2 separate regions of the Mus musculus genome follow, and region 1 is linked to region 2. The links are chromatin loops, found by intact Hi-C in ENCODE. Cell type or tissue: left cerebral cortex. All regions are shown on one strand.

Evidence for each region. Hi-C counts contacts between places; a loop is a spot of excess contacts. Peaks named below come from ENCODE experiments on the same cell type or tissue, not always from the same donor. Only the 100,000 strongest peaks of a DNase experiment are listed, where the experiment ranks them.
Region 1: a loop joins it to region 2, with 5 times the contacts of the local background. A loop is called at or near these places in 37 of 42 quality-filtered maps.

The regions. Positions count from the first base shown.
Region 1 is chr9:31,908,481-31,916,480 of GRCm38, reverse strand. Barx2 (BarH-like homeobox 2) reads left to right here and starts at 3,196. Exons shown (of 4, transcript NM_013800.2): 1 at 3,196-3,576. The coding sequence starts at 3,390. Gm31497 (a long non-coding RNA gene) reads right to left here. Exons shown (of 3, transcript XR_379218.3): 3 at 5,283-5,468. In left cerebral cortex, a CTCF peak has its summit at 3,448; DNase peaks (open chromatin) are centred at 2,652, 2,906, 3,434, 7,802 and 2 more places; H3K4me3 peaks cover 2,822 bases.
Region 2 is chr9:31,555,428-31,563,427 of GRCm38, reverse strand. Gm31408 (a long non-coding RNA gene) reads right to left here and starts at 3,730. Exons shown (of 4, transcript XR_379214.3): 1 at 3,519-3,730. In left cerebral cortex, a CTCF peak has its summit at 3,783 (motif pointing left); DNase peaks (open chromatin) are centred at 3,352 and 3,729; H3K4me3 peaks cover 529 bases; H3K27ac peaks cover 746 bases.

The DNA.
Region 1 (8,000 bases), 350 kb before region 2:
AAGTGTGGCGCAGAGAGGGTGAAAAAAGGGGAGCTTGAAGGGGGGAAAAAAGAAAATAAAAGAAATTGGGCTACATGCCATTGTTCAAAGCTCAAAATTAACAAGGAAAGGGGAGAGACTCATTTAAAGAGAAAGACAAATTTAGTACAACTAATTAAGAGTTGATGTCCCATCAAACACATTATTTAATTTTATTTCCAGAGCTTCCATACAATCATGTGTTCATGGCACATTCACTGAGAAGCGACCATGTGTCAGGCACTATATGATGGTAGGGGGTGAATAATGTTCAATAAGGCATCGGCCATCAGGAATTCACTATCCATCGGGTGAAATAAACAAAGAGCACACTGACAGAACTGCTGGGATAGGGGCAGGAACAGTAAAGGACAAGCTTAGGGATGAGACGAGGCTGCTCGAGAGGAGGTTGTATTTGGATGTGTCTCTGGTTTTTCTGGGCAAAGAAGAGAGGGGAGGGGTGGCAGAGCATTCCAATTAAAGGCAAGGCTTGTAAAAGGCCAACCCTGTGAAGTAGAAATTAGGATTACCGTTTGGAAATGAAAAGCCAAGGTCAGTTTAGGGAACGAATACCAGACAGCCAAAGACTCTAGGCTCCAAGATTCAGGGCTGCTTATTCCTTCCTTCAGCGGGAATTTGTTCTTCCAGTCCCCTTCCTTCCTTGTAGGGGGGGGTAAAAAAGAGAGAGAAAGTTTGTAAGGCACCGATGGGGGATGCTCTCTACTTCTTTGGCTATCAAAATTCACTAGCTTTCAAGCCAAATTGACAGGAGGGTTTAAGTGAATTTTGTGCCTGAGGCTCTATGGGAAGAAGGGAGCAGTAAGACGACAGAATGAGGCCCCACTTGGAAAGACTTGTCATGGGGCCAGTCCATTCCTGCAGACTGGGCTAGGAGTTCAAGCACTTGGTCTGTCTAAGAGCTTCCCTGGGTACGGGTTCACAAATGCCACTCCTGACTCGAGTTTGGAGAGAGAAAAGGTGGAGAGGGAGAAAGAAAGGGAAGAAGAAAAAGAAACAAGCATGCATTATGGGGGGAAGAACGGAACGAAGGGCAGAAGTAAGGAAAGAGAAAAAGGAGCCCAAACTTAGAAGCCCCAAAGGCGAGTACCAACGAGGGAAAGGGAGAAATGAGAGGGGTAAAAAGAGGGAAGAGCCAAGAGAAAGAAAGAAAAAAGGTTGAAGGACAGGAGTGCAGGACAGAGACAGGGTTACCGATAGTGAGACCCAGAGCGCACGCCTTCGCGAGACCACTCCGGAACCTGCTAGCCTAAGCGCAGCGGCACGCTCAAGCTCCGGCCCTGAGGCCATTCGGATGCCGGGCTCCGAGCGCTGCAAGCCGGTCTCCCTGTCGCCTCCGTCAGACTCAATTCCCGCCAAGCACTTAGTTTCTTCGTGGCTGCCTATGGTGCGGCATGGCACTGTACGGGTGACTCAAGAGAGCAGCGCCTCAGGATTAGCACGGCAGCGAGTGTTGCGCTGGGTCCCTGGCCCCTGGCTCCTCGCGTAGCGGGTCGAGGCGACCGGTGGCGCACCCCGACAGGTCCTAGGCCCTCCGTCCTCCACAGCAGATAGTCCACAGAGTCCAGGGATAAAGGCAAGGACCTCAGCCTCTGGGGTACCTAGCTGCAGTGCTGGCTACCTATGTCTGGTACAGCAGAAATAAAAGCAATCTCAAGAGTTAAGAAGGAAAGAGAAATCAGGCAGAGGCAGACACACGAGAAATAAAAATCATTAATACGAGCTGATGCCCACAGCAAACGCTCGACTATGATTCAGTCTATTAATGCCTATTTTCTTTAAGTGTTTAATCATTAGTTCAGCAAGTTTGTTCCTTAGCGAGTTTAACCACCGGCCCAGGTGCGCGTCCCGACTTGCTTCCGCGGCTAACCATGCTCGGAGCGCGTAGCCACGGGATCAGTCGCACCGTGCGAGCGTCAGGCAAACACCATCGGCTGTTTTGTCCCAAATTCTGTGTCCCCGCTGTCCGTTTCTTTTCCAGCTTGCGCACACCACTTCAGGGGCACAGTCTTGGGGGCTGGGAGTGCACCCGGAGGTCGTTTCCCACGGCCGGCCGGCCGGCTGGAAGAGTCACTGACAGCAGGAGCTGTCCTAGGCGCTTAGGTGCGGGCCGGACGCTCTAACGCAAGGATTGTGGTTAGGAACAAAGTTCGTACAGACATTGGTAGGAACAGATTCTGAGATTAGGACGCTAGGAAGAAAGAGGCAAACCATCCCCCAATACCAGAAGTGTGTTATACCCCGGAATGGAAAGCGGGATTGGGCACTAGGAAAAGCCAGAATTTGGGCTAACTTTGGAAGGGCCGCGGGCACGTCGCGATCCCGCTGTTTTGGCCCTTTCTGGCAAAAGAAAACCGTTGTATGAACAGAATTTAAACACACACTCACACACACCACATTACTACCCTAGTTTATAATTGGGATAACGGAGTGTGCTAAATTCATTTGTAGTTTGGGGTCGTAGTGAGGCAATCAAGTTTGCAACCTTGGAGCAAATGCCCCACCTCGGGAGCGCACGGCTGCAGCGCGGGCTTCGGAGCTGTGGGCTGGGTTGAGAGAGGACACTGTGGTTTAGGGAAATGGCCCAGCGGGGACAAGTGAGGCTCGGTGGTCGTCGGAAAGCGCGCGCTCTGGAGCCCGGAGCTTCGCGATTCTGGATGAAGATGCCACTGCTTTATGGCAAGAGGTGTGGACATAGCTGCCTATAGGGTTGCGGGGGCGGAGGGGCGGGAGCGGTGCCCCCTTTAGCAGGACTGGCGCTAAGGGAGGACAGAGGGGCGATGCGACTCGGAAAAGTGGCGGCTAGACTCCTGAGTCCCTGGAGAAGGAGGCGCGCGCCCGCAGTCCTGCGCGTGCACACACACACACGAGCGCGCGCACACACCCGTACACACACCTGGAGCTGGGGGAGGGGGAAAGGAGAACCGGAGCGAGTGTCTTAAAATAGAGCCGCCTGGGGAGCGCTCGACTCTCGGATCGGCGGGAGGCAGCGGGCAAGAGCGGTCGGACCCGGGGTGCGCAGGTCAGCACCCCAGCCGCACGGGCGCGCAGGGGCGGGGTAGCGGCCGACGCCCCTCGGCTCGCGCTCCGCACCTGGCCCTGCAGGAAGTGCGCGCTGATTGACAGCTGCGGTGTCCCAAAAAGGCTGTAGTCAAAGATGCTGCTCGGCGGGTGGGTGTAGACGCAGCAGGCGCGCCCGTGCCCTCTCTGCTTTGCGCGCCTCCCCGGGCCCCGCCGCCCCTCTGGCTGCCGAGGAGCGGGGCTCAGGCCCCAGCCAGCGAGCCACCTCCTGCGGTCCCGGACGGCCAGGCGCTCGCCGCGCTCAGGTCGCCAGGCTCTGGTCCCGGCTCACCATGCACTGCCACGCGGAACTGAGGCTGAGCTCACCCGGCCAGCTCAAAGCAGCCAGGCGGCGCTACAAGACTTTCATGATCGATGAGATCCTCTCCAAGGAGACCTGCGACTACTTTGAGAAACTTTCCCTCTACTCTGTGTGCCCGTCGCTGGTGGTGCGACCCAAGCCCCTGCACTCTTGTACCGGTAAGACAACCGCTGGGCGATATAGTGGGCTGCTGTACTTTTGCCCGTGTGCGGTCGCCTCTGCTTTCCAACCTGAGAGCCAGAGGGACCAAAGGATTCTTTTCCTGCGTCCTTGCAAGAACAGACTCGCCCGCCAGTGGTGGGCATTCAAAAGCGTTTGCAACCGGGCCTGGGCAGGTACTGCTCCCTGGATGGGAGATGAGTTAAGACCAAGTGGTCCTTGGAGTGAGACGCCAATGTAGCATAACTGTCCTGGCTTCTTGGAGAAAGCGTCCTTCTCCCTGGCACTACCGGGGGTTTTAGTGAGAAACTTCAAACACTTGAACAGATTCAGTGCCTAGGCGGTTTCACGCAGTGAGCTTGTCAGTTTCAACTTTAATTTGGTGGTCTCATCTTTCACCTAGAGTTAGATTGCCCAGCCTCTTTTGTAATTTTACAGGTAAATCGGTTTCATGGGCTTCAAAATAAACTTGTGACTACATCAAACTTTACTTAAAATGATTGCCCTCAGGAAAGTAGTTTTGGGCTGTGCTGAGTTTTGACACAAGCAGAAAGGATAAACCCCTTGTTTGTTTTAAGTGACTAAAACCAACACTAGTAACAGTTTTTTTAAAAAAAAAAAAACCCTCAAACCTGGTTTCCTCTGTCCACAAAAACTAGACCAATAGGAAGGAAACAGAGAATTTAGTAATTACATTGAAAAAGTAGATCTGTAGGAAATCAATCCAAAGACATTTAAAACAGGGTGTACATTTAGAGAAGCTCTGGGTTTCAAAGTTCCCTGGCAGATGGGGATCAGGCTACAAAAAAGTTAGGTGGAGCTAAAACAGTTGAAAATATTTTCAAGGAAGTTCTTGACTGTGCTTTCCACTGAGAGCAAACAAGTGCTTTGGGCCTTTGGTTCTGTGCTTGCTGTATGACTGCCATGAAACAAACTCACGAAATTATAATTGGAAAAATGGAAGTGTGTGCCCACTGCAGTGGTTCCCAGACTTCTTTTCTGAACTTCGGGGATAAAAAGCTGCTAAATGTAATACTTGGAATTCCATCTCTCCCACGGTCCAGCCATGCTAGTCACTAAGTCTAAATAATAAATATGGGGAGAGGTTTTTCCCAAATCAAGTTACTCCTACATTTGGCCATAAAATGAATATTTCACTTCTTTCAGCAAGGTAGTTTTAGACTTGATATCCCACAACAAGCCTTGTAATACTGAATTTTATAAACAAGAAAATAATCAAGGTATACATTAAATAGATTTGAGAAACAAGATAGAGGCCCACCCTGCTGGCATTTTGTCTGCTATATATGTAGAGTCTCCAATGAGTCATCTGTGAATGTTTGGGGCTGGAGAAGTAGGCTAAATCTTCTCTTTGAGAACATTTATTTGCCACAACAATAAAATCCCAATGAGGACCCCCCCCCGTGACAATTCTCATTGTACCCCGTTGAGTCTCGCTACCCAGAAGATAGGTTCAGTTCCTGAGGGACCCAGGGCCCTGTTTAGTACCTGCTGCCTTTCAGGGGCTTTGATGTAATTCTAAGGCCACTTTCCATGGCTTGTGGGAGTCACAGAGTTGGGTCATGCAAGAAAACATGCTGGAAAAAGAGAGGGAGAAAAAGGCCCAGAAAGTTTTCACGTAGTCAGTCCAGGCTAGTTCCATGATTTATGGAACCTTGGGTGGGAAATAAAACAGGCACACTGCAATGATTCAAAGGCAGTTTTGTGAGCAATAAAGGTGAGTTGACATGGTCGCAGGCTTGTCCTGTGTTCCTAGAAGTTCTTGGTTTGCTGCAGGAGAGGTTATTTGCGGTGGTTTTCTTGCCTTCTTTTTCCATTCTTCCCCCTGGATCGTTTCTTTCAAAATGTGCTTGATTTGCTGTAGTTGAGACTTAAAATATAGAAAGTAGGATTTGCTAGTGGAATTAAACTCATAAAAACTGGCTACAATAGTTGATACTTCCAGATCGTAAGCCTACAGTGGGTTTACGGTTACAGAGAAAGCCTTGCGTGTATGAGATCATAGGAAGCCCATTAGAGACTTCTCTGGGGTTTTATGCTTTCAAAGCTGTCTTGTACTTTTTAACTGTCCAAATCAGGGTCAAAAAACAAAACAAAACAAAACAAAAAACAAAAAACCCTTAGCTAGGATAGCTACAATCTTTTAAAAATTAATTAAAAATAATAAAACTGGAGTTGCTGGTATCTACAGCGAAACAGTAATGCATTTTTCTGGATAGAGACAGATGTGCAGCCTAGGTGGCCGAAACACTGTCGGAGAAATTCAAAACAAGTGGAAACTTACACTGGAATTAAAGTGACCAATTTTCTCATTTTTAAAGTTTGCACACCTCCACCAAGCTTAAGTAACTGTGACAGAAGTGAACTCGGTCAGGCAGAATGTTGAAAATGAAGACTAAAAATCTCTCCACAATCTGCTCCACTGTTGACCAGCGTGTTCAATAAGCATGAAGGATAAGGGCGGAACAAAAGCCACATTTAGAAGACTTCCACCTAATTAAGCAGTCCGTGTTGCTAGATTTAGTAATCCAAGTGGCAATGCATGATATCAAATCTCCGCAGGCAGTAGAGTGTGTATTTAAGTAAACAGAGGAATGGAAACCTTTTTCATTAGTCAGATAATCACCTGGCAGTCATTCATTACTAAACATTCTCCCTTGGTGGAACACTCATCATTAGAAAAGTATTGTTCATTTTAACAGGTCTTTATTGAAAACACAGCAGTTTTACTCTTACAGAGTGACTTCTAAATGTTTTTTTTTTCTCCCCCAGTAGTTTCTCCTAAATCCAAGAAAGAGAATTGATACTGAGAAAGAGAATCCTTTTTAAGTCAAACTAAAGGAAAGTTTCATCATTAAATTAAAAAAAAAACATACCCAACAAACTAAAGTAAGCCTCCATTTAAACAAAGTTTACCACTCACGTCCTCAGTGAGGTATAATTTTTTTTTTAACTTAAATGAGTATGTGACTCGTACGTCTTATCTTTAAATCTGATAACAGTAATCCTCATACAGAATGAAAACAGATTGCCAGTTGGAAGTCAGAAATCGTGTCTTGAATAGTAGAATGGTGTCAGTGACTCAAAGTTTACCCAAACGATGTACACGTTATTATTTTATAAATACAGCACAGCTTTTTGGGGTATGCTGATGTTGTCTGTTTTGGGTCATCAGTAACTCCAAAGTCATTGAATAAAACTGGCTCCTCCCACTGGGCTAGATTGCAAAGCCATGGGCACTTTAATTTTTGGAAGCTTTGACTTATGTTTAGATCTTTTAGAAGTAGTCAGAGTTTCTACATTCGAGGAGTGTTCAGAGGAAGCCGGTAACTTGTTTCACAAACACAAGCATGCAACAGTTTACCCTAAGGGTTTTCCTGTGAGATTATTGATAAACAAACCTACAGTATTATAATTAATTTTTGTTCTTAGAGTGATCTTACAGTTCCTCATGCTTGTCTGTGGGGAGAGAATACAGATATTTGGACACTTTTATAACATGCAACTTTTCATTATTCCAGTAGAATCTGTATAGTCTGGCTCCTTTTTCCCTCTTGGGCAGAATGGTTCTACTGAATCTATCTGTGATTTTTTTTAGTGTCAGTCCTTTAGGTCTGCCCACGGTGTTGGAGCTGGCAGGGGCCGGGAGGTTAATCTTCCAATCTTCCCAAGTGGAAGATCTATCTATCTATCTATCTATCTATCTATCTATCTATCTATCTATTGCAAAGTCACAGCGCCACATTAATGTTTTGACAGAGTTCAATTTACTTTTTATATCACTGTTCTTGTCAGGATTCTCAGAAATCAGGGAAACTGTTGTATCTTGGTTACACACCCTGGATAAACTCCCTGGGTGCAGTCACACCCAGGGGACAGTCAACCAATTAAAAGGGGGCATTTTGGACAGGACGATTATCTTAGGAGGTGGCATTGAGAACATTTTATCCTCTGGTGGGTCCACGAGAAACGAGTTCTTTGGGGTGGTGTCCTTGGGCACATTTATCAAAAAGACTGGATGGCATAGCAGTGAAAAGCTAAAGGAGGCCCAGACATGTGTTGTAGATCGCAAGTGCTTCGTGAAGCTGGCTGTACCGATTCCCCCAAATCTCAGCTCTTTTATTTGGAGACCAAATCCTGTAGCATATTGGGAACTTGAGAATCGGGCCCTGGAATGTTAATGGAGAACCATAAATCAGGGTCTGGGAAAATGGTGGTCATTATCAACGCTGCCAGAGGCAAGCAGGCTTTTCTTAGCGGTTACTTCCACGGCTCTCTCCTGCTCCCATTCGAAGGGTGAACACACTGAGGGACACCTAGCTCCTCAAGGAACTTGCTCAGAGTCAGAGTGTATCCCGAGAGGAGCTGGTGACTTACCACCTCTTAAGTTTTACAATTCTCT
Region 2 (8,000 bases):
TCAGGCTGGCATATGTATAGTGCCTTGTACTTCATAGACTTCTGAGGAGAGGCAAGACCAGCTCCGGGGAATGGAGTTTAACCTCACTCAAGTCCTCTGCAGCTATGGGACAGAAGAGGCATTGCAGACTTGGGGAAGGGGAAGCCATCCTACATTTGCTCTGGCAAGAGTTACTCAGTAGAATGAGACAGCCCCTGACCCTTGGCCTCTTTGCTTGCAGTTAAAAGGGTAGTGATGGCCTAAGCTCACACAGGATCTACCTATGAGACACACCCTGGAGCTCAGTGGTAGAAGCTGTGCTTGCCATATTGACACAGAAGTAAAAGCGGGCCAGGGTGGAAAAGTCGTAAATCTGTCCTCCACATCCCGCCTCCTTTTGGTGGCACATCAAGTTCTGACTTTTTCTCGGTACCTTCCTTCTCTAGCTGGCCGCTGCCCGCCATGCTCTAAGGTGCTGACGTAGCATCCCATGCTGCCCCAGTCTACCTTCTTCTTTAGCTTAAGCATTTGGCCTCTGGCTCCACATCTTATCACAAATCCTTGAGAACAGAGACCATACCTCATCTTGGTCAGTATCTCCCTGGGTATCACTGTGACAGCAGTAGATCTCCATGCTCTTAAGATAAATAGAAACTGTATCAAAGGCTGGGAGAGGAGAAGCAGAGGTGACCAGCAACTCCCTGATGGCTGAGCTCTTGCCTAAAACTGCCAAGTGCTGTTGGAAGCACCCGAGCCACTTATCTCATTTCACAACCATCTCTTGAGGTGACCTGTGTTACAAAAGAGGTGATTTAACTGCGGGCATAAAGTGAACTTCTTAATGTCATGCCTCAGCCAAAAGTCAAGGCCAGGATTTGAACCCAGTAAACTTCCAGCCCATGCTCTGCCATGTGTCCGACTGCTGCAGAGGGAAAGCTGTCCCTTGTGAGTAAAAAGTAATGGGGACAAAAAATCTCAGGGGAAGAACACGGACACTTACTTTCAAAAAGAAAGACACTCTACCCAAGTCTGTTCTCATGGCCCAGCCACCATGAGGACAGTCTGCCTGCCACTGAGCTCAGCTCTGTGTCCCCCACCCCACCCACCCCCGTTACTGACAAGTTAGTACAAGTTTTCCTCTGCCACTGCATGAATTGGAAAAAGGTGTGAGACAGATAGGAAGTGTGCATGTGCCCATGGAGTATATCCCCAGACCAGAAAGCCTGAGCTTTCGAATTGCTTGTTGGGGTGGACCTCCAGGCAAGCTGTGAACCCACTTGACAAGAGAACTCTCTGTGACCTAGGCAAGCTAAGCACCCCACGTTAAGTATCCCGCTGTCTGTGTCCCTTCTCACTGAAAGCTTGTTTTGACATTTTTTGCAGCGCTAACTTAAAAGAAGATATTTGAGGTACCAGAATCTCAGACCTACAAATGCAACCGAAGTCACCCGAATCCACCACTCTGCAAGAATCAACCTGTTGGTAGGTGTGGTGGGATGTGTCTATAACCCCAGCACTGGGGAAGGTAATGCAGGGGGGTCATGAGTTCAAGACAAGCCTGGACCATATGACTAAACCCTGCCTCCAGACGAAGAAGGCAGACAAAAATAGTAAGAGGGAAAAAGAAGGATGGGACGAAGAGTGTTTGAAACACACAACGCCAGTAGAACTTCTGGTAGGGAAAGGAGGGATGGTTTTATTAAATAGCAACCGTGTGTGTGCATGTGTGTGTGTGTGTGTGTGTGTGTGTGTGTGTGTGTGTAAAACAGAAAGGAGTCAAACCAATTGCTTTATTCTAATAAGATGTCAATACAGCTCAAAAATATGAAATGATGTGCGTTTTTATCCTCCCTCCACCCCACTCAGCAAATACCCGTGGAGTGAGGTGTGTCTGCTGTGGGCTAGGTTTTGCTCTTCAGTTGTGTACTAAAGACAAATGTTAAGGTGAGCGAGCCTTGGGGAAAAGAGAATTTGTAGGCAGATCTAGCCAGATGACAGAAGAATAAGTGCATACAGTATAAGTTTCAGATGCATGGGACAGATGTGACTTTGAAGTGAAGGTATATATCCATATCCACTCTGTAGCAGAATAGTATAGTATAGTACAGTACAGTAAGGTATTCTCAACAAACTTACAGGGTTGGCTTTCCTGCCCACACTCCATGACTGAGAAGCAGCCCCAGTGAGCACTGAAGCTACCTGCCAGTACTCTGTTCTTCTGGCTCTATAGCCCAGGATGTTGTCAGGGTCCACACATGCTTCAAAAGGTGTCAGAGAGCGAGTCTGTGACTATTGCGTTTTCCTCCTTCCTGCCCTTCTTCAATCTCTCTACAAAAGGGGCAGAGACCTGGACAGGTATATTCTGGAAAGAAATCCTATCACGCGTGACACGTCTGCTATACGATGTGATTTAGCCATGGAGGACAGTGGCTATGGGACTCGGTTTATGGAAGGTGTCTCTGGCTGTCCATCATGTGAAAGCAGAAAATAAAATCGTGGCCACTGGAGCCTTTGGAAAACGGAAGTGGGGACTTACCAACAAGTGTAAGGTTGTATACAGTTACAGAAGATGGGTAAGGGCTGGATATCTGTCCACCTGTAATGCCTAAGGTTTTAAGATATGGTCCTGTGCACTCAAAAACATGTTAAAAGAGTGGATCTCATCTTAGTGTTTTTATCACACACACAAAAATGACAAGCATAAGGGAACTTGGGGAGATGGTGGACGTGGCATTTACCTTGACTGCAGAGATGGTTCATATGTAACAAATGTCCAAGCTCACAGAACTATGTGCAAGTTTTTATATCAGTTACACTGCAATAAGCCTATTTAAAAGGTAGCGCTTGTGTAGACTCTTCTCCATTCAGCAATCCTTCTCTAGCATTCAAACAGACTTACTCTGACCCAGTTCACATCTATTCCTGTTTGAAGAATTTCCCCCACTTCTTTTCTCTTGCCCTTGGGAAATTAGCTTCCTGGTCACATACCTATGGAGGTAAATAGAGGGCCTCCTGCATACTCCCTGGCTCCTAGCTAGAGTGGCTTGAAAAAGGAGGATGCTCTCAGCCTATCTCCACCCAGACCCAGATGGAAGACAGCTTTAGGGAAAATGTCCTGAATTTTACGTTTCGTTTCATAGGCTTCCAGCGTCCACTGAGGCCAGTGCAGCCTACACCTCACTGAGGTAAGTGGATTCAAGCAAGCTATGACTTTCTGTTGCTAATTTACTTCGCTTAGCATACTGTATCCCACGTTTATCTAAACAATGCGAGCAATTCATGCTAGCCCTGGATGGCGTGTTCAGAGGCTACATCTCTGCATCTCAGCTGCAGTCTTGCACTGACAGACAAATCCCAGGGTGGAGTGGAGACGCCCCCGTTGTTCATTGTGCTTAGCTTCTTCGGAACGCCCTTCATGCCTGCTTTTCCAAGGTCTGGCACCCTCTCTCACCTCTGAGAATGGAAAAAGACTAAGAAGCTAGGATATGATACCATTGTGAAATGATCTTGAACTGGGGTGTGTGGGATCAAAGACATACCTCAGAGGACCAGGGAATGAAGGGATGAAGGCTCTCTTGCGCTTCCCACTGGCTGCTGCAGGAGAGCCAAGCACAGGCTGTAAGAAGTGCCTCGTGGACTAAACCTACGCGCTTAGGAACCTAGCTGTTTGGAGTCCCGGGAGATGAAGCTGTGTGCGCCTGTACAGAGGAAGGAATATGCTGGCTTTCATTTCCTGGTCCTTCAAGATGTAGCAACTAATTATTCCGGCGCAACAAGCACCCCCTGGTGGTCATAGGAGGTGTTTCCCATTACAAAAGTGTGTAAACAGCACCATCTACAGTTCATAACATATTGCAGCCTTGCCAACGAAATTCAATTTGCTCCCTTTCATTAAGTACCTGTGAAACAAAACAAGGGTGAAAATAAAACGCAACTCTTTAATAATGTGTGTTCCGTCTCATACTGAGGTATAAACGTCGAACCTCGCGTAGCCACGAACAAAACGTGGATTCTCAAGTTAAACGACTGAAATCTGGTCGTAACTTTTTGAGCTTAGGAAAGTTAATACGGCAAAACTTTGGGGATTTTTTTTTTATCTGTAAAGAAGGTTTTGTGTTTACTTACAGTACTGAACCAAAGCTTAAATAAAATAATACACATAAGATAAAATCAAATATTATAAAGTAAGTTGGTATAATAAATAGGCTTTAAATTACAACAACAAAAAATTCACCCAGAAATGGGGAGTGGGTGTTGTTGAAGCTGTGAACTATTTCTGACATGGGTTTGTCAAATGAAAAACAAGAACTCTGTAAAGTATTTTTTTTGAAAAGTATCCTTTCCTCTCTGTAGAATGATTGAGTCCGACCCTCCTCCAAAAGATGATCTGCCCCTTGGGCACAAGGCCTTGAAACAAACTTCTGTCATATAGTTGCTGCACAAGCTATGGATGGTTACCCTTCCCTTAGTGAGGACTACAGGCCATTACAGAACCTTCTGCAATCTAATAATAATAATAATAATAATAATAATAATATGTTAATTATTCTTGGTTTCTGTGCATGAGACTCGTCTTAGCTGCATGTATGGATGGGCACTGTATGTGTGGCTGGTGCCTGCAGAGGCCAGAGGAGGGTGTGTGATACCGGTACTGAGACTGGTGTTAAGGATGGCTGTGAGCTACCATGTGGGAGCGGAACTGAACCCTGGTCTTCTGCAAGAACAGCTGCAGGTCCTGCCTCAAGGCAGAGTATTCTCCTCCCGGGTAGCCTCCAGACTCCATCTGCAAGATCAGCCCTCCCTAGAGTCCACCCTGACTCTCACCCCGACAAATTTGGAAGCCAAGTTCTCAAAATATTTTGACACACACACACACTCAAACCACACAGAGCCATCCATCAATATGAAGGAGAAATTAGTCCCAGGACCCTCTACCAATATGGTTACCCAAATCCAGAGACGCTCAGGTCCCTTCTGTTGGTTGCATGCGGTCTGTGCCTGCTTCCCATGAACTTCATCTCTGAATTATCTAATGCAATGCGAATGCTATCAGATAGTCTTGTACTGTAATACAACACCTAATACAGTGTAAATGCTATTAAGTAGTTTTTACACTGAATCGTTTAGAGGATAACGGCAAGGAGAGCAGGCTGTGCATGTTCAATACAAATATGATTTATTTCAAATACTTCGGGTCCATGGTCTGTTGACTCCAGAGCCACAGAAGCAAAGGGGCAACTGAACATGTACATATAGATGCTTTACTGCTTCTGTTTCTCTGGGTGTATCGATACTGCATCTTTATTCAACACACCAGTCTAGAGGGGGTTGACTCCTGGTGCCCTCATTCACTTTGATTGTCAGCTTGACATAAGCTAAATTCATCTGAGAAGAAAGGCTCCATAGAGGAATTCCATAGATCAGAATGGCCTGTGAGCACATCTGGGGACTGGGGTTGTCATAATTACAAATTTATACAGGATTCCCAGCCCACTATAAACAGTTACACCCCTAGGCAGATGGCCCTGGGAGTGACAAGACAGCTAACTAAGGAACTGAAGACATGGCTCAGAGGTTAAGGCTACTTGCTACTCTTACAGAGGACTGAGTTTAGTGTCCAGGACCCTTACTGGACATCTCACAACTGCCCTTAGCTCCAGCTTCAGGGGATCTGATGACTTTTTCTGGCCTCTACAGTCACCAGGCACTTATGTGGTCACACACACACACATATAAACACAAATACACACACATATAAACACACATATACACACATACACACACATATACACACATACAAACACACATACACATAAACACACATACACACACATATAAACACACATATACACATATACACACAGACACACATATAAACACACATAAACACACATACACACACATGCACTCAATGCAAACAAATTAATCTTTCTTTAAAGAAACAGAAACACAGCCTGTGAATGAGCCTTCTATCAGGTTCCCCCAACTTTCCTCAATGACCAACTATAAACTGGAAGTGTAAGCCAAATAGATTCTTTCTTCCCTATTATTTTTGGCCATAGTATTTGTCACAGCAATAGAAATCAAACTAGAAACACCTGAGGATTCTGGGCAGATAAGCTGCTCTCTGGGAATGGGAGCTGGCGCATCTGGGGCAGGGTCCATGGCCTAAGAAGATGGGGTTGCTTTTCCCTTATTAGCCTTGGAACTTCAAGACATGGTGTTTGTCTTCGGTGTAGCTTGAAAAGCATAGCTCCTAAAAGGAGGAAACTAGAAACGGCTCTTCTTAGCCATCTGATAAGAGAGTAATTAGCACTACAGGTTGGCAAGGACAGGCCTTGGCAGTGAGGCAAAAGGCAGGTAAGATAGACAAGGGCCAGAGATAGGCTAGCTCTTTTCCCAGGAGGGCCAGCCAGGCTTCAGATGAAACAGGAATCTGTGCTTAAATTGAGGCCGAATACCATGCAGGAATTCCAGGTATGGCATGTTGGTGATACGCTCTGTGTCTTTGCTAGGGGAGTCAGGGAATGTTCTGCCAGAGCTCTTTAAACAGAAATACAAGTTGACTGCATGCAGAGCCCATGGCAGAATGGAAGCCTCAGCTTGTCTGGCCTTCCAGGACAGGCATACCTCTTCCCGGGAACTCCATTCGCAGACTGTAACCTCAGTGAGCCAGAGGCTCCACACACCCATAGAGTGACACAGCACTGGTGCCCAAGAGCTGTGCATTCTGACACACAGCATGAAAAATGTTCCCCCAGGGGTCCCAGAAACACTGCTTACAGACTTCAGACAGGCTCGAGACTCTGCAAGAGAACAGGGTATAAAAGACAGTGAACCTGTGATACTGTGACCACCTATGAAGCTGCTAACAGTAGTAGGAGGTCACCTGATGAGACGGAATCCAGATCACCACGTCCCTCACGTCCACTCCCTACACTTGTCTGCCATCTTTTTTTTTTTTTTTCTTTTTCTGTTTTGGTTTGGTTTGGTTTGGTTTGGTTGGTTGGTTGGTTGTTTTTTGTTTTGGTTTTGGTTTTGGTTTTGTTTTTTTGGTGGTGGTGGTGGTGGTGGTGGGTTTTTTTGTTTGTTTGTTTGGTTGGTTTTTTGGTGTTTTTTTTTTTTTTTTTTTTTTTTTTGGTACTTTTGAGACAGGGTTTCTCCATATAGCCCTGGCTGTCCTAGAACTCACTTTGTAGACCAGGCTGGCCTCGAACTCAGAAATTCGCCTGCCTCTGCCTCCCAAGTGCTGGGATTAAAGGCGTGTGCCACCACTGCCTGGCTAGCTCCCCGTATTCTGCACCCCTAGTCTTTCATATCATGTGATCCACTATCGCCTTTTATTACGTTTCTAACTTGACTTAATAATGACAGATTTCCAGGTAGCTTCTTCATGAACCCTTCATTTGGCTAAGCCTTCCCTACCCCCCTGTTCCTGGATCCCCATCACACCACTACCTGCTTGAGCCTTCCTGTCTCCAACATTCTCCCCCTCTTCCTGCAACCTCACCTGTAGTCTACTATCCTGTAGTCTACTATCCCTACTCCCTGAACGTACTCCCACCAGTTCTTTACTAGTTCCCTAATTTTTCACACATATTCCAGGCTAAACACATAAGACCCGGGTCTTTCAGGAGCTTGGGGCAGGTAGGAAGTCATGAGAGACCGAGTTGAAGGAGTTTAGAGGACCCAAGACCTGAGCTGTTTCAGCTATGTACTCAGTGTTGGTGCAGGGAACCCGGAAGGAGGAGAAAGGCTGGGAGGTGAGCGTAGGTTGGAGGGAAGCCTTGGGGCAGGGGTAGTGAGTGAAGGAGTATGAAGTAGGGTAGTGGGGGGAGAGGCAGGGAAGGGATAGATAAAGGTGTGGGTTGTTGGGAATATTAATGGTGTTTTTTTTTATGTCGTTTAAAGAGCATTTTCTTGGGGTTGGAGGGATGGCTCTGTAGCTAAAAGCCCCAGTTGCTGTTTCAGAGGACCTGGGTTTGATTCCCAACACCCACATGGCAGCCCACATAGGTGAC